3 separate regions of the Homo sapiens genome follow, and regions 1 and 3 are each linked to region 2. Evidence: chromatin loops called from intact Hi-C (ENCODE). Cell type or tissue: B cell. All regions are shown on one strand.

Region 1 (8,000 bases), 120 kb before region 2:
GCAAATACTTGTCAGTTTTGATTTCTAAGCCTCAGCTCTGTGGATATTTGGAGCCAGATTGTCCTCTTGGGTGGAGCCATCTGGGCACTGCAAGGTGCTGAGGAGTGTCTCAGGATCCTGCCTCCATGCCAGGATCACCCCCAGTTGTAACAACCAAAAATGTCTCCAGATGTTGCCAAATGTTTCCTGGAAGGACAGAATCACCCCAGTTGAGAACCACTGAATTCGATGATAAACACAGGCACATTTTTTGCCTATTTAAAGAGTCTGAAAGGCTCTGCTTCATTTAAATTAAGATTCCAAGCTGGATGCGGTGGCTCACGCCTGTAATCCCAGCACTTTGAGAGGCCAAGGCAGGGGAGTCACCTGAGGTCAGGAGTTCGAGACCAGCCTGGCCAAAATGGAGAATCCCTGTCTCTACTAAAAATACAAAAACTATTCAGGCATGGTGGTGCGTGCCTGTAATCCCAGCTACTCAGGAGGCTGAGGCAGGAGAATTACTTAAACCCGGGAGGTGGAGGCTGCAGTGAGCCGAGATCACACCATTGCACTCCAGCCTGGGCCACATAGCGAGACTCTCTCAAAAAAATAAAAATTAAAAATAAAAATAAATTAAGAAACTAGATACTGTCCTAATTACATTTTTATTCCTCCTCTGATCCTCCATGAGTAACTTAGAGAGAGTATATGATATCAATTCCTTTGATAGCGATGTGATTTATCACTCAGTATAAGGCCAAGCTTTGGAAATATTCCCTAAGCATTTAAAAATGCATCTATTTTTAATTATGGTAACATGTATAACATAAAATTTACCTGTAATCCCAGCACTTTGGGAGGCCAATGTGGGTGGATCGCCTGAGGTCAGAAGTTCGAGACCAGCCTGGCCAACATGGCGAAACCCCGTCTCTTCTAAAAATACAAAAATTTACCATTTTAACAATTTTAAGTGTACTCTTCACTGATATGAAGTATATTCACATTGTTGTGCAACCATTACCACCGTCCATCTCCAGAAAGTTTTTCATCTTGCAAAACTGAAACTCTGTGCTCATTAAACACTCACACTCACTCGCCATTCCCTCCTCCCCAGCCCCTGACACCCACCTTTCTCCTTTCTGTCTCTATAAATTTGCTCCATCATTTCCTCATATAAGTGGAATCATAACAGTATTTGCCCTTTTGCAGCTGGCTCATTTCATTTAGAATAATGTCTTCAAGTTTCATCCATGTTGTAGGATATATTAAAACTTCATTCTTCTTCAGGGCGGAATAATATTCCATTATATGGATATACCACATTTTGTTTATGCATTCATCCATCAGTAGACACTGGGGTTGCTTCTGTATCTTGGTTACTGTGAATACTACTCCTATGGCCACAGACGTAACAATATCTGTTCTCATCCCTGCTCTCAATTCTGTTGGGTATGTACATAGAAGTAGAATTGCTGGATCATAGTAATTCTATTCTAATGTTTGGAGGAAGTGCCATACTGTTTTCCATAGCAGCTGCACAATTTACATTCCTACCAGATCCTTAAGTGTTTCTTTTTTTTTTTTTTTTTTTTTTTTTTTGAGATGAAGTCTTGCTCTGTTGCCCAGGATGGAGTGCAATGGTGCCATCTCGGCTCACTGCAAACTCCGCCTCCTGGGTTCAAGCGATTCTCCTGCCTCAGCCTCCCGAGTAGCTGGGATTACAGGCACCTGCCACCACGCCAGGCTAATTTCATATTTTTAGTAGAGACGGGGTTTCACCATGTTGGTCAGGCTTGTCTCAAACTCCTGACCTCAAGTGATCCACCTGCCTCAGCCTCCCAAAGTGCTGGGATTACAGTCATGAGCCACCATGCCGGGCCACTAAGCATTTCTTAATGTGTTTCTTTGTTTGTTTGTTGTTGTTGTTTGTTTGTATGTTTGTTTGAGATGGAGTCTCCCTCTGTCATCCAGGCTGGAGTGCAGTGACTCGATCTCAGCTCACTGCAACCTCCACCTCCCAGGTTCAAGAGATTCTCCTGCCTCAGCCTCCCAAGTAGCTGGTATTACAGGTGCCCGCCACCACACCCTGTGGGCAGCAAGCCACACAGGTGCCGAGGCAAGAGACCGAGGGCACGAGCTGTTCCAGTATAATAAAGAAAATACATAAAATAAGAATACTTATACTAGACATAGATCATGGATATGATTATATATGAATATCATTAATTATTAGTTTGTAGCAATTACTCTTTATTCCAATATTATAATAATCCTTGCTCTACAATCATAACCTAGGAAAAACCAGGCCATACAGAGATAGGAGCTGAAGGGACATGGTGAGAAGTGACCAGTAGATAAGAGTGCGAGCCCTCTGTCACGCCCGGACAGGGCCACTAGAGGGCTCCTTGGTCTAGGGGTAACGCCAGCATCTGGGAAGACGCCCGTTGCCAAGTGGCCCGTGGTCTAGCGGTAGCGTCAGTGCCAAGGGAAAACACGGGCTACTTAGCAGACTCGAGGCCAGGAGTTTAGAGAAGACTCTGCTCCTCCACCTCTTGTGGAGGACCTGACATTAGTCAGGCTCGCCCGCAGTTATCCGGAGGCCTAACTGTCTCCCTGTGATGCTGTGCTTCAGCAGTCACACTCCTGGTCCGCTTTCATGTTCCATACTGTACACCTGGCTCTGCCTTCTAGATAGCAGTAGCAAAATTAGTGAAAGTACTAAAAGTCTCTGATATGATATGCAGAAATAATGGCGTAAGCTGTCTCCTCTCTCTCTCTCTCCGCCTCGGCTGCCAAACAGGGAAGGGCCCCCTGTCCAGTGGACACGTGACTCATGTGACCTTACCTATCATTGGAGATGGCTCACGCTTCTTACCCTGCCTCCTTGTCTTGTATCCAATAAATAACAGTGCAGCCTGGCATTCGGGGCCACTACCGGTCTCTGCGTCTTGGTGGCAGTGGTTCCCCGGGCCCAGCTGTCTTCTTTTATCTCTTTGTCTTGTGTCTTTATTTCTACGATCTCTCATCTCCTCACACACACAGGGAGAAAAACCCACCGACCCTGTGGGGCTGGTCCCTACATACCCTGGCTAATTTTTGTATTTTTAGTAGAGACCGCGTTTCACTATGTTGGCCAGGCTGGTCTCAAACTCCAGACCTCAAGTAGTCCACCTGCCTCGGCCCCTCAAAATGCTGGGATGACAGGCGTGAGCCGCCGCGCCTGGCCACAACAGGACATTTCAGTTCAGATCCACATTCCAAGTGCCATATAGTAACATATGGCTATTGACATGGAATAGCATGGTATTGAGTAGCACAGATTTGGACCATCTGCATTAATTGCAATTCTTCATACATTTTGAATTTTTTGGAGGAATTATTTGCCTCTTCCGTATTTCTGTTTCTCTCCTTCCTTGCCTTGTTTCGGATTTTTGTCTTATTCCCGTTTTTCTTCTGAGTTCAGAAATTATACATTTTATTCCTATACTTTTAGAAATTTTAATTTACATATTTAATCTATCAGAGTCTAACACTTTAAGTCTCTTGTCTGCAAAAAGCCTCCTACTCGGTCTCCCTGTATCCACTGGCTCCCCCTACAGGCCATTCTTCATACAACAGTCAAAGTGAGATGTTTCGTAAACGTTTTCTTCCATAGACAGTTGACGTTTGAACAATGTGGGGTCTTAGGTGCACCAACCCCTGAGCAGTCAAACGGCCACATATAACTTTTGACTCCCCCAAAGCCTAACTCAGCAGACTGTTAACCAGAAGACTTGCTGATAACATAAGCTGTGGATTATCACATACTTTGTATGTTACATGTATTATACACTGTATTCTTACAATAAAGTAAGCTAGAGGAAAGAAACTCTTATTAAGAAAATCATGGCTGGATGCGATGGCTCACGCCTGTAATTCCAATACTTTGGGAGGCCGAGGCAGGCAGATCACTTGAGGCCAGGAGTTCAAGACCAGCCTGGGCAACATGGCAAAACCTCATCTCTATGAAAAATTACAAAAAAAAATAGCCTGGCATGGTGGCATGGGCTTGTAGTCCTAGCTGCTCAGGAGGCTGAGGAGGGAGGATGGCTTGAGCCTGGGAGTTCGAGGCTGCAGTGAGCTATGATGGTGCCACTCCACTCTAGCCTGGGCAACAGAGCAAGACCCTGTCTCCACAGAAAAAAAAAATATCTCCACCTGGGCAACAGAGCAAGATCCTGTCTCCACAAAAAAAGAAAGAAAGAAAAGAAAGAAAGAAAGAAAGAAAGAGAAAGAAAGAAAGAAAGAAAGAAAGAAAGAAAGAAAGAAAGAAAGAAAGAGAAAGAAAGAAATTATCTCCACCAGCCAAATGTGAGAATTTCTGTTGTTTCTCATTCTGCCAAATCTTATTATTTCCCATATTTTATCCAGTTTTATTTAGGCATCACTGGCAAATAAAAGCTGTGTATATTTAAGGTGAGAATGTGATGCTTTGCCGGGCATAGTGGCTCACGCCTGTAATCCCAGCACTTTGGGAGGCCGAGGCGGGTGGATCACGAGGTCAGGAGATCGAGACCATCCTGGCTAACATGGTGAAACCCTGTCTTTACTAAAAATACGAAAAATTAGCCGGGTGTGGTGGCGGGCGCATGTAGTCCTAGCTGCTTGGGAGGCTGAGGCAGGAGAATGGCGTGAACCCAGGAGGCAGAGGTTGCAGCGAGCCGAGATCGTGCCACTGCACTCCAGCCTGGGCAACAGAGCGAGACTCCGTCTCAAAAAAAGGAAAGAAAAAGAAAGAAAGAAAGAAAGAAAGAAAGAAAGAAAGAAAGAAAGAAAGAAAGAAAGAAAGAAAGAAAGAAAGAAAGAAGGAAGGAAATGTGATGCTTTGATACACCTATATGCTAAAATTATCACCACAGTCATATCTCGCTGTGGTTTTAATTTGCATTTCCCTGATGATTAATGACGTTGGGCATGTTTTCACACACCTGTTAGCCATTCGTGTGTCTTCTTTTGAGGAATGCCTATTAAGATCATTCGCCCATTTTTAAATTGAGCTATTTGTTATGTTGCTGTTGAGTTATATGAGCTCTTTATATATTTTAGAGATCTCAACCCCTTATCAGATATATGGCTTACAAATATTTTCTCTCCATCCATACGTTGCCTTTTAATTTCCTTGATTGCTTCCTTTGCTTGGCAGAAGCTCTTTAGTCTGTTGCAATTCCACTTATTTTTGCTTTTGTTCTCTGTGCTTTTGGTGTCAAATCCAAAAAATCATCACCAAGGCTGGGTGTGGGGGCTCACACCTGTAATCCCAGCACTTTGGGAGACCAAGGCAGGCGGATCATGTGGGATGGAGTTCCATGTACCCAGGCTTTTAGGCTGCTGTTCTTTTTTGTTATGTTTTGTTTTGTTTTGTTTTGTTTGTTTGTTTGTTTGTTTGTTTGTTTTTGAGACGGAGTCTTGCTCTGTCGCCCAGGCTGGAGTGCAGTGGTGCGATCTCGGCTCACCTCAAGCTCCACCTCCCAGGTTCATGCCATTCTCCTGCCTTAGCCTCCTGAGTAGCTGGGATTACAGGCGTTCGCCAACACACCTGGCTAATTATTTTGTATTTTTTTAGTAGAGATGGGGTTTCACCATGTTAGCCAGGATAGTCTCAATCTCCTGACTTCGTGTTCGGCCCGCCTCGGCCTCCCAGAGTGCTGGGATTACAGGCGTGAGCCACTGCGCCCAGCCTGGGCTGCTGTTCTAAGCAGGGTTCAGCCTGGTTAATACGTGATGTTCTTCTGTTTGACCCCAATGTTTAAAGGTTTGACTTCTAAAAATCAAACTGCCGGGCCGGGCGCAGTGGCTCACGCCTGCAATCCCAGCACTTTGGGAGGCTGAGGTGGGCGGATCACGAGGTCAGGAGATCGAGACCATCCTGGCTAACATGGTGAAACCCCATCTCTACTAAAAATACAAAAAATTGGCCTGGCGTGGTGGTGGGCGCCTGTAGTCCCAGCTACTCGGGAGGCTGAGGCAGGAGAATGGTGTGAACCCAGGAGGCGGAGCTCTCAGTGAGCCGAGATCGCGCCACTGAACTCCAGCCTGGGCGACAGTGCGAGACTCCCGTCTTAAAAAAAAAAAAAATCAAACTGCCGTGGAAACTACTTTACCCGAAATTTTGGCTCACAGCTGATATGTTTTGGCTCTGTGTCCCCACCATAATCTCATCTCGAATTGTAATCCCCCCATGTCAAGGGAGGGACCTAGAGGGAGGTGATTGGATCATGGGGGCAGTTGCCCCCATGCTGTTCTCATGACAGGATCTGATGGTTTTAAAAGTGGCAGTTCCCCCTGTCTCTCTGTCTCTCTCTCTGTCTCTGTTTCTTCTCCTGCTGCCATGTAAGACATGCCTGGCTTCCCATTCGCCTTCCACCATGATTGTAAGTTTCCTGAGGCCTCCCAGCCATGTGGAACTGTGAGTCAATTAAACCCCCTTTCTTTGTAAATTACACAGTCTCAGGCAATATCTTTATAGCCGTGTGAGGACAGACGAATACAACAGTCTTCATGGGATTACCTATCAGAGCAGACAAAATGCAGCCATGTGAACACGTTCATAGATAGGTGAGTTTGTATTACTATCTCATGACTAGAATTCCTTTTTTTTTTTTTTTTTTGAGATGGAGTCTTGCTCTGTCGCCCAGCCTGGAGTGCAGTGGCATAATCTTGGCTCACTGCGATCTCCACCTCCCAGGTTCAAGCAATTCTCCTGCCTCAGCCTCCCAAGTGGCTGGGACTACAGGCGCCTGACACCACACCTGGCTAATTTTTGTATTTTTAGTAGAGATGGAGTTTCACCGTGTTGGCCAGGCTGGTCTCAAACTCTTGACCTCAGGTGATCTGCCTGCCTCAGCCTCCCAACTAGAATTCCAAAGTAAAAGCTATTGGATCTTTGTTTCTGTGTGTGAGTACATATTTAGATGTGTGTATATGTATGTATATTTATTGTTATATGTTATGCCTACCAATTTGGCTTATAAATAAAAGAGTGCTCATTAATTAAGTCCAAAGTATTTTTCAAGTTTATATGACTTAAGTAAGTCTTTAATGAGCAAGCTTTTTTTTTTTTTTTTTTTGAAATAGAGTCTCATTCTGTCGCCCAGGCTGGAGTGCAGTGGCATGATCTCCACTCACTGCCACCTCCACCTCCTGGGTTCAAGCGATTCTCAAGTCTCAGCCTCCTGAGTGGCTGGGACTGCAGTTGTGTGCAATTATGCCTGGCTAATTTATGTATTTTTTTTTAGTAGAGATGGAGTTTCTCCATGTTGGTCAGGCTGATCTTGAGCTCTTGACCTCAAGTGATCCACCTGCCTCAGCCTCCCAAAGTGCTGGGATTACAGGCATGAGCCACTGTACCTGGCCAACAAGGTGGTTTTTAAATTATTGGTAAAATAGGAATAGAAATGTCTTCAGAATTGTCAGCATACATTTTTCTCTGGGTTTCATATTTGTCTCTTCTAGATATTTTGAGGTATCAGGGTTTGGCATAGAAGGTTATCAAACCATAAACCCAGCCAAAACAAAATGATCTTTTTGTGTTTTTTTTTATATAAGTAAGACTATTTAATGTTATTGGTTTAATGAAAACACCTGAGTCTACTGAGTTATTGGTGAAAATGCCCATGCAGTTAACTTTAAGGTTCTTATTTAGGTGAACATCTGATATTCACAAGTTATAAAAGGGTTAACAAGAAAATAATGTGTAAATAATCTATATAAACTGCTAAAAATAAAGTGTAAATGGGTTAAGTGCTGCAGGTGAACTTATTGTGTAACTTAAAATCTTAAAATTATGTTTAAGAATAATATTTAAAATTATGCTTATTAGATGTCTGGGTCATTTCTAATTAAGGAAGGGTTATGATATGGGGAAATATGTTTCTAAAAATTATGGAAGAGTTCTCATTATAAAATGCTAATATCTGATAGGTAGCTCAGGATTTCTTTCTTCCTAGGTTTTCACTAAAATTTGAGGTTACTAAGGATAAGAA
Region 2 (8,000 bases):
GAAGGCATGGCCGGGGGCTCACACCTGTAATCCCAGCACTTTGGGAGGCTGAGGGGGGCGAATCACTTGAGCTCAGGAGTTCAAAACTAGCCTGGGCAATATAGTGAGACCCCGTCTCTACTAAAAATACAAAAATTAGCCAGGCGTGGTGGTCCACACCTGTAATGCCAGTTACTCGGGAGTCTGAGGCAGGAGAATCCCTTAAACCCGGAAGGTGGAAGTTGCAGTGAGCTGAGGTCACGCCATTGCACTCCAGCCTGGGTGACAGGGCAAGACTTGTCTAAAAAAAAAAAAGGCCAGGTGCAGTGGGTCATGCCAGCCTGGCTAACATGGTGAAACCTTGTCTCTACTAAAAATACAACAAAAATTAGCTGGGCATGGTGGTGGGCGCCTGTAATCCCAGCTACACGGAAGGCTGAGGCACGAGAATCGCTTGAACCCGGGAGGCAGAGGTTGCAGTGAGCTGAGATCATGCCACTGCACTCCAGCCTGGGTGACAGAGAGAGACTCAGTCTCAAAACAAAACAAAATAAACAAAAAAACAAAAATAAATAAATAAAAACAAGGGGCAGGCAGGAATATGTGGTGCAAAATTGTTGAAGATGAAAATAACTGCATTGGTCATCAGAAGGAAAACTGCCAGGTTATTACTCACAGAATCGGTTTAAAAATTAAAAACATGTCTGAGTCATCTCTTGACAGAGATCTCCAAGGGCTAAGAGAACAAGGCACTCAGACTTTGCCTCCTCTACTCTTTCAAAGATTAAGGTTTTTAGTGTGAAATGGGCCTTACCCATCAGGTTGAGTCTCTGTCCTGTTTGAACTTTAGGTTGAAAATTTGGCGTGATTATTCTATGTAATTGCTTTTTTGGGCAGATGGTTTACAAAACCTTTAAAGGGGGCTAGGCGGCCGGGTGCGGTGCTTCACACCTGTAATCCCAGCACTTTGGGAGGCGGGGGCGGGCAGATACGAAGTCAAGAGATCGAGACCATCCTGGCCAACATAATGAAACCCCGTCTCCACTAAAAATACAAAAATTAGCTGGGCGTGGTGTCGGGCCCCTGTAGTCCCAGCTACTCGGGAGGCTGCGGCAGGAGAATCGCTTAAACCGGGGAGGTGGAGGTTGCAGTGAGCCGAGATCACACCACTGCCCTCCAGCCTGACAACAGAGTGAGACTCCATCTCAAAAAAAAAAAAAAAAAAAAAGAGGCTGGGCATGGTGGCTCACGCCTGTAATCCCTGCACTTTGGGAGGTCCAGGCAGGTGGATCACGAGGTCAGGAGTTCGAAACCAGCCTGGCCAACATGGGGAAACCCCATCTCGACTAAAAATACAAAAATTAGTCAGGTGTGGTGGCGCATGCCTGTAATCCCAGCTACTCAGGAGGCTGAGGCAGGAGAATCACTTGAACCCAGGAGGCAGAGGCTGCAGTGAGCCGAGATCATCATGCCACTGCACTCCAGCCTAGGCAACAGAGTGAGATTCTGTCTCGGGGGAACAAAAAAAAACCTTTAAAAGAATAACCAAGTGAGGAAAAAAAGAAACGAAAGCAAGGTGCAGGCTGCTATGTGCAGAATGCACGCTTTGGGTTTCAGAGCAGAAATAGGTTTGTATAAAACATTTCAGAAAGATGTGCAAAAATTGAGGGTATTGGGGTGAGAAGATGTGGATGTTTCATGGTGTATGATTTTGCATGCTTGCATTTTCCATGGGTTCGTTTTGTTTGCTTTGTTTTATTCTTTTTGTTTTAACATTAAGCACAGAATCGTGGCCAGCTTTCACACACGCAGAAAGAAACCAGTGGCCAGAGCCACTTGGAGGAAGGAAACTTTTTGTACCTAGTGACATCAAAGGCAGGAAATGGTGTTTCCCTGTTGAGGGCAGTGGAAGGAGGAGTCAGGGTTGGGGAAGACCCAGGCAGACTTGGGGCAGACCCAGCGACCCCTTCCAAGAGCATGAAGAGGCAGCTCACGGTGCTGGGAAGTCAACCCGCTTTGGAAAGGGAATCCCAGCAGGGTAACTACCTGGAAAGGACTTTCCAACTCCCCTGGGGGAGGGACACAAGTAGACACACACAGACACCAGAACACAAAGGGCACACCCATTCTGGACATATACAATCACACAAAACAAGACAGACATACAGACACACCATGCAGACATACACACAATCACACACACACACACACACCTGGACACACAATCATAGATACACAACAACCATCAAAGCTAGCCACAGACCGGGTGCAGTGTCTCACGCCTGTAATCCCAGCACCTTGGGATGCCAAGGCAGTCAGATCACTTGAGGTCAGGAGTCCGAGACCAACCTGGCCAACATGGTGAAACCCTGTCTCTACCAAAAATACAAAAAAAAAAAAAAAAAAAAAATAGCCGGGCGTGGTGGTGAGTGCCTGTAGTCCCAGCTACTAAGGAGGCTGAGATGGGAGACTCGCTTGAACCCGGGAGGCAGAGGTTGCAGTGAGCCAAGATGGCGCCGCTGTACTCCAGCCTGGATGACAGAGTAAGATTCTGCCTCAAAAAAAAAAAAAAAGCTAGCAACAGACACACACAAGGACACAAGAGACATATATTCAGGGCATATAACCAAACACACCGAGACTAGAACACACCAACACAGACACACCATCACACACATACCAAAACAGACATGGAGGTACACAACACACACGTACACGGTTACACACTGAGACAGACACCCAAAGACACAATCGTAGATACACATACATGGCAGGCACCATGGCTAGTCATAGACATAACGCAAGAACACACGTTATGGGCATGCACAATCACACACACAGAGGTCCAGGTCCAATCCTACGACCATCCAAGGTCTGCCCCGCTCCCAGAGGAGTCCCCAGGGACTACCCCTCAGAACACCCAAGTTCCACCCTGTACCCACAGAGGACCACCCAAGATCCACTCCCGCCAGGGAACCCAGGACTCACCCCTCAGACCACCTAGGATCCATCCCCCAAGAGGAAACTCAGGCCCTTCCCTCTGGGGACCTCCCCCTCCCTCCCCTGAGGAACAATCACTCTGGGCCCCTTTTCTCCGCAGCGATACCCAGCTTGGGCAGCGGGCGCCCCCTGGTGGACCTGGAGCCCCAGTCCAGGACTGCACGGAGCTGGGGCCCAGGAGCCAAGGCGCGCGGGGAGTTCCGGTGCTCTAGGACTTGGGAGCATTCACGGCAGAACCGGGGAAGGAAAGAGCGTGGAGACGCGGGAAGGGGAGATGGGAGGCCGGAACTGGATCGGGCAGGGCATTAAGCGCGGGAACAGAACGTCGGAAGCAGGAATGGGTTGGAGGCGGTTGGACCGAAGACCTCCTACTCCCGCACCCCAGCCAGCCCCGCGTCTCCACCCGGCAGGTGCGGCTCCTGGACCGCGGAAGACCCCGGAGGCGGATTCCCAACGAGGCACAGCGAGGGCAGGGTCGGGGAGGTTAGAGTGCTGAGGGTGGGAGGTCTTCGGTCCCACGGCCGAAGCTCGCCTAGTCATGGCTCTCAGCCTGGAAGTAACGCCAAGAAATCGCCCGAGACTGGGAATGCCCAGCGCTCAGCCTGGATGATCACCAGCACCAACGTGGCTTTGGCTCGCGGGTTCAAGAGAAAGATGGGCCCGCCCCTTCCACGACTGATCCTGTCAGTCTACCGAAGCCCCATTCCGCTGTCATCCGCCTCCCACCTCCCTAGCTTCTCCCCAGGCCCCGCCCTCGTACCCATCCGTTTGCCTCTCAGGCTCTGCCCACTCCTCAGTCCTTCCCACTTTCCTGTCATTCTCTCGAGGACCGTCCGCTTCCCCAGCAGACTCCCAGGCCCAGCCCACTCCTCAGTTCCCCTACCCCACGGTCATTCTCCCTAGACTCCGCCCACTTCATAGTTATTTGTCTCCCAGCCCTTGCTAACTCCTTAGTCCCTCCCACTTCCCTGTCATTCTCCCCAGGCCCCGCCCACTTCCCCTGCTGTCCGCTCCAGGCCCTTCCCACGCCACAGTTCCTCCCAATATTATCTCCAGGCCCCGCCCACTTCCCCTGTTATCAGCCTCCCAGACCCTGCCCACTCCTCAGTCCCTCACACCTCCCTGTCATTCTCCCAGGCCCCGCCCATTTCCCAATCATTAGTGACCTGGGAATAGGGCCTGGAGACTCTTCGTGCCCCACTCTGTTTTCTGCTTTTTTTTTTTTTTTTTTTTTTGGAGACGGAGTTTTGCTCTTGTCGTCCAGGCTGCAGTGCAATGGTGCGATCTCGGCTCACTGCAACCTCCGACTCCCGGGTTCAAGTGATCCTCCTGCCTCAGGCTCCCGAGTAGCTGGGATTACAGACATGCACCACCACGCCCGTCTAATTTTTTTTTTTTATTGTATTATTAGTAAGGACAGGGTTTCACCATGTTGGTCAGGCTGGTCTCGAACTCCTGACCTCAGGTGATTCACTCACCTTGGCCTCCCAAAGTTGTGGGATTACAGGTGTGAGCCACCGCGCCTGGCACTTTTCTGCTTTTCTTAGTCCATACCACCCTCTCCTCAGGCTCGGCACCTCTCCCCCTTTGAGGGTTTGTCCTGTCTCAACCCCTAGCCCCTTTTCTGGGTTCTGCCCTTCCGGAGTCCTGCACCCTCTTCCCACTCCAGGTTTTCAAGCCATGCTCATCCCTCACCAATTTCGCTGGGACTTGCAGCCGCCCTTTGATTCCTTTAGGCCTTGCCCCATTCGTTCTGCCCTCCAAACATGCAGGCTCTGCCCTCACCCATAATCCGCATGTACATCCACCAAGACCCCACCCCAGACCTGCCACGCCCCTGGTGTGGGGTGGGGGCTGTGTCTTAAATCACTAACAGGAGCTACGGAGGCCTTGGTTTCTCCACCCCACCCTTCCTCCATGAGGCCTGGTCTGAGTGGGTGAACCCATCCCAAAGCCCTCTGCTCCCCTGACGTGGAAAAGGTCACCACGTGGGGTGATGGCCCCACCCCAGCAGGAATCCTTTCTCAGCACCAGTGGCCTGGGGACTGGCACAGGATGCCCCCCAGCCACTCCACTGTCACCAGAACTCCGGCACCACCAAGATGTTGGATGCGGCTGGACACAGTGGCTCACGCCTGTAATCCAAGCACTTTTGGAGGCCGAGGCGGGTGGATCACCTGAGGTCAGGAGTTCCAGACCAGCCTGGCTAACGTGGTGAAAACTGTCTCTACTAGAACTACAAAAAAGTTAGCTGGCCGTGGTGGCACATGCCTGTAATCCCAGCTACTCAGGAGGCTGAGGCAGAAGAATCGCTTGAACCCGGGAGGCAGAGGTTGCAGTGAGCCAAGATCACGCCATTGTACACCAGCCTGGGCAGCAAAAGTGAAAATCCATCTCAAAAAAAAAAAGAAAAAAGGCCGGGCGCAGTGGCTCACACCTGTAATCCCAGCATTCTGGGAGGCTGAGGCAGGCAGATCGCCTGAGGTCAGGAGTTCGAGACCAGCCTGGCCAACATGGTAAAACCTCGTCTGTACTAAAAATGTGAAAAAATTAGTCAGGCATGGTGGCCAGCACCTGTAATCCCAACTACTCTGGAGGCAGGAGAATTGCTTGAACGCAGGAGGTGGAGGTTGCAGTGAGCCGAGATGGTGCCACTGCATTCCAGCCTGGGCAACAGAGCGAGACTCTGTCTCAAAAAAAAAATGTTGGATGCTTCTGACTTTTTCTATCTGATGCTGGGTGAGCCCCTCCATACCAGCCTTGAGCACCCCCAGCCTGAAATTCAAGGGACTATGTTGGGGTCAGTCTGCTTGTCTGTCTTTATCTGAGGGTCGCTGGACTTGGGGGATGGCAGTCTGCCCTGGCTTGTGGACTGCGGTCGTGTGTATGTCCATCCGTGTGTGTCCTTGTGTGGGGGCGTCTGGGTCAATGTGTGTTTGAGTGAATGAGAGAAAAAACTCCCTACGGTGTGGCTTTTGTGTCCAAAGCACCCAGCGTGTATGCCCGTGTGTTGTCAGCTCCCTGGGTCTGTGCGCTGGCTTTTTTTTTTTTTTTTTTTTTTGAGTTGTGTCTCCAGGTCTGTCTGTAGGGCTGTGCAGATACATTGCATATCTCTGTGTATGTTTGATTGCATGTATGTAGTATGTGTGTACCCAAGTCTGTATTGTGTTTTTTGTTTTTTGGGGTTTTTTATGGAGACAGAGTCTTGCTCTGTCACCCAGGCTGGAGTGCAATGGCACAATCTTGGCTCACTGCAACCTCCGCTTCCTGGGTTTAAGTGATTCTCCTGCCTCCGCCTCCCGAGTAGCTGGGATCACAGGCGCACACCACCACCCCCGGCTAATTTTTGTATTTTTAGTAGAGACAGGGTTTCACCATGTTGGCCAGGCTGGTCTCGAACTCCTGACCTCAGGTGATCCACTCACCTTGGCCTCCCAAAGTGCTGGGATTACAGTCGTGAGCCACCACGCCCGACGTGTGTTGTGTTTATAACCATGTATAATAGTCTGGCTATGTCTTAGGAGACTCCATTTTGTTCTGTACTAAGAAAAATTTTTCTGCCTTGGGATGCTGTTAATCTATAACCTTACCCCCAACCCCGTGCTCTCTGAAACATGTGCTGTGTCCACTCAGGGTTAAATGGATTAAGGGCGGTGCAAGATGTGCTTTGTTAAACAGATGCTTGAAGGCAGCATGCTCCTTAAGAGTCGTCACCACTCCCTAATCTCAAATACCCAGGGACACAAACACTGCGGAAGGCCGCAGGGTCCTCTGCCTAGGAAAACCAGAGACCTTTGTTCACATGTTTATCTGCTGACCTTCCCTCCACTATTGTCCTATGACCCTGCCAAATCCCCCTCTCCGAGAAACACCCAAAAATGATCAATAAATACTAAAAAAATAAAAAAATGAAAATAGTCTGGCTATGTCTGTCCTGGGGTCTGATTCTAGGGCTATGTATCTGTGTGTATCTCATTGTGTGTGTGTGTGTGTGTGTGTGTGTGTGTGTGTGTGTGTGTGTGTGTCTTTTTTTTTTTTTTTTTTTGAGACGGAATCTCTCTCTATCACCCAGGCTGGAGTGCAGTGGTGCCATCTGGGCTCACTGCCAGCTCCGCCTCCCGGGTTCATGCCATTCTCCTGCCTCGGCCTCCCCAGCAGCTGGGACTACAGGCGCATGCCGCCATGCCCGGCTAATTTTTTTTTTTTTTTTGTATTTTTATTTTTAGTAGAGAGGGGGTTTCACCGTGTTAGCTAGGATGGTCTCGATCTCCTGACCTTCTGAACCGCCCACCTCGGCCTCCCAAAGTGCTGGGATTACAGGCGTGAGCCACTGCACCCATCTGCTCTCTCTCTCTCTCTTTTTTTTATTTAAAAAAAAAAAAAGGAGTCTCACTCAGGCTGGAGTGCAGTAGCACAATCTCGGCTCGCTGCAACCTCCACCTCCTGGGTTCAAGTGATTCTCATGCCTCAGCCTCCAGAGTAGCGGGACCACAGACATAAGCCACACACGCTACCTAGGAGGCTGAGGTGGGAGGATCACTTGAGCCAGGGAGTTGGAGTCTGCAGTAACTTATCATCCTGCCACTGCACTCCAGCCTGGGCAACAGAGCAAGAACTTAACTCAAGATAGATGGATAAATACATTAATTAATTAATTAATTAAAATAAAACTCCAGTCTCCCGTTCATCCAGCTCTGCATGAATTAAACTCTTTGTTGCAATTCTCCTGTCTTGATACATCCATTCTATCTGGGCAGGGGACAAAGTGAACCCACTGGGCAGTTACAGAGCCCTGCAGATCAGCCTGGGAGAGATGATTCATGTCCATGTGAACCCCAAATATCAGAGGCGGGTCTCAGTGAATTTAGTTTTTTATTTTTTACTTTTCTTTTTTTTTTGAGACGGAGTCTCACTCTATTCCCCAGGCTAGAGTGCAGTGGTGCGATCTCAGCTCACTGCAACCTCCGCCTCTTGAATTCAAGCAATTCTCCTGCCTCAGCCTCCTGAGTAGATGGGATTAC
Region 3 (8,000 bases), 240 kb before region 2:
TGGGACAGAGTGAGACTGTCTCAAAAAAACCGAAAAAACAAAAACAAAACAAAACAAAAAAAACAGAGTAAGGGAGATAGAGACTATAAAGATGGAGATGTATATTGCAATTTTATTTTATTTCTATTTATTTATTTATTTTTGAGATAGAGTTTTGCTCTTGTTGCCCAGGATGGAGTGCAATGGCGTGATACCGGCTCACTGCAACCTCCACCTCCTGGGTTCAAGTGATTCTCCTGCCTCAGCCTCCCGAGTAGCTGGGATTACAGGCATGTGCACCACGCCCTGCTAATTTTGTATTTTTAGTGGAGATGGGGTTTCCCCATGTTGGTCAGGCTGGTCTCGAACTCCTGACCTCAGGTGATCCACCCACCTCAACCTCCCAAAGTGCTGGGATTACAGGCGTGAGCCATTGTACCCAAGCAAGCAATTTTAAGTGGTAGTCAGGAAAGGCCCCATTGCAGAAAAAAATAAAATTGAAGGAAATGAGGGAGGGAACAGGTGGATAACTGGGGGATAAGCAGGCAGGAGGAAGAGGCAGTGCAAAGGCTCTTGGGTCAGAACAAGAATTTAAGCTGTTCATTCAACCAAAAAATGAGTGGGTAGCTGGGTGTGGTGTTGCACGCCTGTGGTCCTAGCCACTTGGGAGGTTGAAGCAGGAGGACTCCTTGAACCCAGAAAGTCAAGGCTGCAGTGAGCCGTGATCGCACCATTGCACTCCAGCCTGGGCCACAGAGTGAGACCCTGACTCAAATTTAAAAAAAAAAAAAAAAAGAAGAAGAAAAGAAAGGGCTGGGTGCAATGGCTCAATTTCTTCTTAAAAAAAAAAAAAAAAAGATACACGTGCAGAATGTGCAGGTTGAGCCTATTCAAAGGCATGGTAAATACAGTCTCCCAAAAGTCTTAGTACAGTTTTAAGTACTAATAGTCCAGAAATTACAAGCCTGTAATCCCAGCACTTTGGGAGGCCAAAGCGGGCGGATCACGAGGTCAAGAGATCAAGACCATCCTGGCCAACATGGTGAAACCCCGTGTCTACTAAAAATACAAAAATTAGCTGGGTGTGGTGGCGCCTGTGGTCCCAGCTACTCGGGAGGCTGAAGCAGGAGAATCACTTGAACCCGGGAGGCAGAGGTTGCAATAAGCCGAGATGGCGCCACTGCACTGTAGCCTGGTGACAGAGTGAGACTCCGTCAAGAAAGAAAAGAAAGGAAGGAAGGAAGGAACGAAGGGAGGGAGGGAAGGAGGGACACACGAGTGTAGCTGAAGCAGAGGGAATGAGGGGAGAGTCAGAGAGAGAGACCCTGGGGCTCAGATTGTGAGGATTTTTCAGCTACTGTGAGCACTTTGGACCTTAACTCAGAGTGAGCCAGGCACTGTTGGATGATTTCAAGTTCCTAGAAAAGAGCCTATTCAAAGGCATGGTAAATACAGTCTCCCAAAAGTCTTAGTACAGTTTTAAGTACTAATAGTCCAGGAGATCAACATGCCACCAACTTACAAAGGACGTCATTTGAAAGTTTACGATGAGGGGAGGGAACTTAGAGGAGGGGTCAGTAGGTGCAGCAAACCACCATGGCACACAGATACTGAACCTGCACATTCTGCACATGTATCTTTTTTTTTAAGAAGAAATAAAAAAGAAAAAAAAGAAAAGAAAGTTTAATAAGCTTGGTTTCTTTGACACTTATCTGAGTGTCATACCATACGCAGCTTTGTGAATTTTTTATACTTTGTCTCTCTATAGATATCTATATTAATTGTATATATTTTATATAGATATGTCTATGGAGAGATATATTATCACAAAAAAAGTAAAATATCTATCATATATAAATGTAATTATATGTAGTATATAGGGCAACATTATACATTTAATAATGTTAATTTTATTTAACATATACTTAATTTAAATATATATTATATATTTATATAATATATATCTATCTCTATAGATATGATATAGAGAGATATATCACTTAATTGTAGATAGATAGATATCTTTTTTTTTTTTTTGAGACAGGGTCTTACTCTGTCATCCAAGCTGGAGTGCAGTGGTGCAGTCATACCTCACTGCAGCCTCTGGCTCAAGTGATCCTCCCACCTCTGCCTCCCAAGTAGCTGGGACCACAGGTGCATGCCACCATGCCCAGCTAATTTTCTAACTTTTTGTAGAAACAAGATCTTGTTATGTTGCCCAGGCTGGTCTGGAATCCCTAGCCTCAAGCAATCCTCTCACCTTGGCCTCCCAAAATGCTGAGATTACAGGCGTCGGCCACCACGCTCATCCTTTTTTTAAAAAAATTTTTAATTTCGTTGGGTCACTGCTTACCATCTTTCAGTCAGAGGGGCAAAAACAAAGAATTCAAATTTAAAATGTAGTATTCAGAATTCATAGGGTCAGGCAAGGTGGCTCATGCCTGTGATCCCAGCAGTTTGGGAGGCCGAGGAGGGAGGATTGCTTGAGACTAGGAATTCCAGACCAGCCTGGGCAACACAGTGAGATCCCATCTCTATAAAATAAAATAAAATTAAAAAAAAATAATTTACAGAACTATAGAGATGCTAAAGTTTTCTAACCATGTGTAAGCATGTAGCATTTCTACCGTCGAGGTGGTTGAAATTCAAAACTGCACCCGGATAGGTTGTTATACCCCATTATTGGAATGAGTGGATGGATCAGGTGGGTGGTAGCCGATGAAGCTCTCACCCCCGCCCATTCAGCAATCTTCCCTGTGTATTCCCATTGACCCCTCTTGTATGACCTCTAGAAGCCTCCACCATGCCCATATCTGCCTTGCCCCGAACGAGCAGTGACCCGGTGTTGCTGAAGGCCCCTGCTCCCCTGGGAACTGTTGCCGACAGTCTCAGGGCCTCCGATGGGCAGCTTCAAGCCAAGGCACCAACGAAGCCCCCCCGGACACCCTCCTTCGAACTGCCTGATGCCTCTGAACGTCCCCCGACGTACTGCGAGCTGGTGCCCCGAGTGCCCAGTGTCCAGGGAACATCCCCGAGCCAAAGCTGCCCAGAGCCAGAGGCCCCATGGTGGGAGGCCGAGGAGGATGAGGAGGAAGAGAATAGATGTTTTACAAGACCACAGGCTGAGATCTCTTTCTGCCCCCATGATGCCCCCTCCTGCCTGCTGGGCCCCCAGAATCGGCCCCTGGAACCCCAAGTCCTGCATACCCTCCGTGGCCTGTTCCTGGAGCACCATCCTGGGAGCACCGCCCTTCACCTGCTATTGGTAGACTGCCAGGTGGGTCACCTCCTGGGATGCTCCTCCCCAGGCCCAGGGCAAGACCCAACCATGCCTACATAATCACGCTTCACCTGACTTCCCCATTCCCTTCTGCAGGCCACAGGCCTCCTGGGAGTGACCAGAGATCAGCGGGGCAACATGGGAGTCTCATCTGGCCTGGAGCTGCTCACTCTTCCCCATGGACACCACTTGAGGTTGGAACTGCTGGAGAGGTGAGCCAGCAGCTTGTAATCTTGGTTGGGGGAGGCCAATTCCCCCCACTTCCCAAGATCTCCAAACAGCTCCCCACTCATGGTTCCCCAGGGAAGAAGGGAGATGGGGCAATGCCACCTCCTGTCCCCCCTCACCCCTGCATTACAAACCTCCCCACTTCCCCCAGACCCTTGCCCTCCACCTCTGCAGGCATCAGACACTGGCGCTGGCCGGGGCGCTGGCGGTGCTGGGCTGCTCGGGGCCGCTGGAGGAGCGCGCAGCCGCACTGAGGGGACTGGTAGAGCTGGCGCTGGCGCTGCGGCCAGGGGCGGCGGGGGACCTGCCCGGGCTGGCTGCAGTCATGGGCGCCCTGCTCATGCCCCAGGTTCGTGGGGAGCAGGGACTGGAGGAAGCTGGAGTGCGGGTGACTGGGAAGACTGGAGAGGAGGCGTGCTCAGATCTCTTCTCCCAGGTGTCCCGGTTGGAGCACACGTGGCGCCAGCTCCGAAGGAGCCACACGGAGGCTGCGCTGGCCTTTGAGCAGGAGCTGAAGCCGCTGATGCGGGCTCTGGATGAGGGCGCTGGTAAGTGAAGGTCTGGGGCTTAGCATCCCCTGGGGGCCCAGACCAAATTTAACAGGACTCAATCTAGTCCTATGCCCAGTCCCTGCATCTGTTCTAGGCCCGGTCCCTTCACCATAGGCCCCGCCCTCCACATGAGGGTTGGTCCTGGCCCTTTCCCTAGGCCCCGCCCTCCACACGAGACTTGTTCCTAGGCCACGCCCCCACCAGCCTTGGTCCCAGCCCCTTTCCCTAGGCTACGCCCCTTCGCCATAGGCCCCGCCCTCCATACGGGGCGTGTGGTCCTGGCCCCTCTCCACAGACCCCGCTGTCGCTCAGTCCTAAGCCCCGCCCCTGCATTTGTCCTAGGTTCCACCTCTGCCCTATGCCCCATCTACAGCCCCAAACCCTGATCAGACCCTCCCCCTCCGCAGGACCCTGCGACCCCGGCGAGGTGGCGCTGCCGCACGTGGCACCCATGGTTCGCCTACTGGAGGGCGAGGAAGTCGCGGGGCCGCTGGACGAGAGCTGTGAGCGGCTGTTGCGCACCCTGCACGGGGCGCGTCACATGGTCCGGGACGCACCCAAATTCCGCAAGGTGGCAGCCCAGCGCCTGCGAGGTGAGCGTTCCCTCTGCGCTGGACTGCAGACTTCAGAGCACCCTGCAGGTTCTAACCGGATCCCCCAAACCCAGCCTGTCCCAGGAGGGGAGCCTCTCGCCACGCCTCCCGGAGCCCCACCCAAACTGGGACGGCTCCACTCCAGGAAGGTTCTCACCCCAAGCAAACGCTGCATCCAGCGGTATTGATAGGAACAGGGCCGTCCACCTCAAAACGGGCTGTCCTGCCCCCAGAGCCACCTCCGCGGGTCCCCACTCCCCCTTCCCACCTAAGACGATCCCGTCCCCCAGGGATCTCGATCCCCAAGAACGCCCTGCTCCCTCCAAAACGACTCCTCCGTCCTATCCTAGGGCAGCCCACCCGGCAAGATCCCCCCACCTTCCCCGACAACCTGGGATCCCGTCCTCGGGGCAGCCCCACGTCCAGGCACAGCCCCTAAGGCGGGACCTCCAGGATCTGGCACCTGGAACAGGCCACCCCATTGCACTGCGGTAGAGCCCCTCAGGCACCCCACCCCCATTCCTGCAGAGAGCTGGAAGCCCCCTCCCCTCTGACCCCGCCTAGTCATCCCGCAGGTGGGGCAGGTCCCTCCCGGGCCCCTGTTGGGTCAAAGTCCTCTGGGGAAAGGAAGGTGCCGGGAGGTTGGGAGGGGCGAGGCGGGCGCCTGGGCCCCGCCCCCAGCCCACCTGACCTTGCTTCCAGGATTCCGGCCTAACCCGGAGCTGAGGGAGGCCCTGACCACCGGCTTCGTGCGGAGGCTGCTCTGGGGTAGCCGGGGCGCGGGAGCTCCGCGCGCTGAACGCTTTGAGAAGTTCCAGCGCGTCCTCGGCGTCCTGTCGCAGCGCCTGGAGCCTGACCGCTGAGAGCGCAGACACCCTTCTTCACACCCGGGACCCCCAGGTTTTTGCGAACCCCAGAAGAGACCAAAGGAGTCGTCCCAGGCTCCTCGCGCCTCAGGTGGAATCCTGCCCTGTGCCTCACAGAAGAGGTGGGGACCGCAGTCAGGGTCACCTGGACCATGGTGAACATGTGACCTGCAGATCTGGCATCAGAGGCCAGAGTTCAAATGTGACTCCACCTCTTAAAAGCCGTGATTTCTAGCAGTTGACTTCACCTCTGTGTCGGCCTTTAACAAAATCATAGCCATACAGCAGCTCAGGCCTGTAATCTCAGCACTTTGGGAGGCCGAGGCGGAAGGAAGGCTTGAGGCCAGGAGTTCAAGACCAGCCAGGGCAACATGGTGAGACCTCATCTCTACAAAAACTGAAAAATAAAAAACTTTTAAAAAATGTAAAAGTTGAGGCTGTGTACTTTCTAAGAATTGTGGCCAGGAATGAGACCCCAGGTGGAGAATGCCTGGCACACAGTAGGTCTTCAATAAGTGCTACCCATTCTCAGAAGCTGCAGTGCATTCAGAAGGGATGAAACTTGGGTGTCCTGGCCAGGTGCGGTGGCTCACGCCATAATCCCAGCACTTTAGGAGGCCGAGGCAGATGGATCACTTGAGGTCAGGAGTTCAAGACCAGCCTGGCCAACATGGCAAAACCCTGTCTCTACAAAAAATACAAAAATTAGCTGGGCATGATGGTGTGTGCCTGTAATCCCAGCTACTTGGGAGGCTGAGGCAGAATTGCTTGAACTCGGGAGATGGAGTCTGCAGTGAGCTGAGATCACGTACGCCACTGCACTCCAGCCTGGGCAACTGGGTGAGACTGTCTCAAAAAGAAAAAAAAAAGAAACTTGGTATCCTTCTCCCTACCTGAGTCACAAGCAGACACCCACTGACAATGACATAGGCCAACTTCCAGAAAGGGGCAGGGTTGACCCAAGGTGTGCCCAAGATCACCTCCCCTTCCTCATTCCCTGTGTGGCCTGTAAGAAACGTGGTGTTAGATACTTCCAGTCCCAGTATTTAAATCCTCTAATAAGACACCGACTCTAGGAACTTTATATAATTTCTTTTTTTTTTTTCCCATTTTTGTATAAAACAAAATGGCCGGAGCCGAGCGGCAGAAAGAAAAGATGTAAAACATGAGTATGTACATCAATGGTGGAACGATGGTAGAAGGCACAGCGGGTCCGTCCGGTGTGACAGGTAGGACTGGGTTGGGGGTGGAGGGGGCAGCAGGTTACACAGGTCTCAGCCGAAGCCACGGGGTCAGAAATAAAGTGCATAGGTCCTGGGGCTCCCCGTGGCCCAGAAGCAGCAGCCGACAGCCCCCCTCTTCCCGTCTCTGGCAGGGTTCAATTGAGCGTGACTCGGAGGTAGGAGGTGGGCACGTAGCCCTCGCCTCCCTCTTTCCGCCTGACCCGGGTCCAGCCGTCCCCTTTGTCTTCTTCCATAAGACTGAGGTCTTCACCCTCGGCCATAGAGATAGTGCCCTCGCTGGACCCTGTGATGGGGGTGGGGGTGGGCCCAGATCTGCTTTAGGCAAAATTTATTATTTTTATTTTTTATTTTTGAGACAGAGCCTCGCTCTCGCCCAGGCTGGAGTGCAGTGGCACGGATCTTGGCTCCCTGCAACCTCTGCCTCCAGGTTCAAGGGATTCTCCTGCCTCAGCCTCCCGAGTAGCTGGGATCACAGGCGTGCGCCACCACACCTGGCTAATTTTTGTACTTTCAGTAGAGATGGGGTTTCACCGTGTTCGCCAGGCTGGTATGGAATTCTTGACCTCAAGTGATCTGCCTGCCTCAGCTTCCCAAAGTGCTGGGATTACAAGCCTGAGCCACCCGCCCAGCCCTGCTTTAGGCGAATTTAAACTGAACCTAGCCAGAGACACTGCCTCCCATACCCCGCCAAGCCCACTCTGGCCGTTCTCACCTTCAAAGTGGTAGATGGCCACACAGTGACCTATGGGGGATGTGGGTTCCTCCTCGAAATCCTCATCAAACTCCGTGTAAATGGGGGTGTCCTGGCTCTCTTCTGAGGGAGGCTCTTCAGAGCTGTTTGGGGATAATTCGGCAGATAAAGACAGGCCCTCCTGGGACCCTGGGAACAGACCCACTCTGACGTCACCCCTCACCTCTCCTTGGTGTCCTGTGATGCGCTGTTGCTGCTGCTGTCTGGCGGGGCGCTAGCGGGGGGGTCGGGAGGCCGGGCGTGCCGGCTCAGGCTGTCTCCCCGGTTGCTAAGGACTCGACTTTCAGCTTCTGCCAGCCACGCCTGGGAGGAGGGGACAGGAAAATCGTTCCAGGGCAGAGCTCCGGGGTCAGCCCACTTTGGACCCAGAGGTTCCCTGAGATCACCCACGCACAGCCAAGGCTGTGATGGAAAACAGCTGGAGACCCCCCGCTCCGAACACCTCCCCTGTCCCCGACCCCCCACCCCACCCAGCAGTGACTCAGCCAGGCCCGCTGGCTCCCGCCCC

Evidence for each region. A loop is a pair of places that touch in the nucleus more often than their neighbours do. Peaks named below come from ENCODE experiments on the same cell type or tissue, not always from the same donor. Only the 100,000 strongest peaks of a DNase experiment are listed, where the experiment ranks them.
Region 1: it touches region 2 in a loop (28-fold over the local background); 86 of 110 quality-filtered maps call a loop at or near these places.
Region 3: it touches region 2 in a loop (10-fold over the local background); 19 of 110 quality-filtered maps call a loop at or near these places.

Annotation. Positions count from the first base shown.
Region 1 is chr19:6,627,785-6,635,784 of GRCh38, reverse strand. No RefSeq gene overlaps it. Among named protein-coding and RNA genes, the nearest start is that of TNFSF14, 38 kb to the left of the region's middle. RefSeq lists an enhancer at 4,132-4,633. In B cell, CTCF peaks have their summits at 2,182, 2,382 (motif pointing right), 3,369 and 3,572 (motif pointing left); DNase peaks (open chromatin) are centred at 2,404, 3,584 and 4,934.
Region 2 is chr19:6,512,162-6,520,161 of GRCh38, reverse strand. No RefSeq gene overlaps it. Among named protein-coding and RNA genes, the nearest start is that of TUBB4A, 14 kb to the right of the region's middle. RefSeq lists enhancers at 1,919-2,048, 2,099-2,148, 3,490-4,030 and a silencer at 3,459-3,628. In B cell, CTCF peaks have their summits at 2,909 and 3,111 (motif pointing left); DNase peaks (open chromatin) are centred at 1,751, 3,101, 3,831 and 4,851; H3K4me3 peaks cover 2,073 bases; H3K27ac peaks cover 1,480 bases.
Region 3 is chr19:6,750,087-6,758,086 of GRCh38, reverse strand. It overlaps TRIP10 (thyroid hormone receptor interactor 10), which reads right to left. Exons shown (of 15, transcript NM_001288962.2): 13 at 7,656-7,795; 14 at 7,454-7,575; 15 at 6,557-7,024. The coding sequence ends at 6,876. SH2D3A (SH2 domain containing 3A) reads left to right here. Exons shown (of 10, transcript NM_005490.3): 5 at 2,772-3,256; 6 at 3,356-3,471; 7 at 3,662-3,836; 8 at 3,924-4,035; 9 at 4,446-4,631; 10 at 5,334-5,927. The coding sequence ends at 5,494. Among named protein-coding and RNA genes, the nearest start is that of SH2D3A, 13 kb to the left of the region's middle. RefSeq lists silencers at 4,128-4,337, 4,508-4,687. In B cell, a CTCF peak has its summit at 4,600 (motif pointing right); DNase peaks (open chromatin) are centred at 4,406 and 4,536; H3K4me3 peaks cover 762 bases.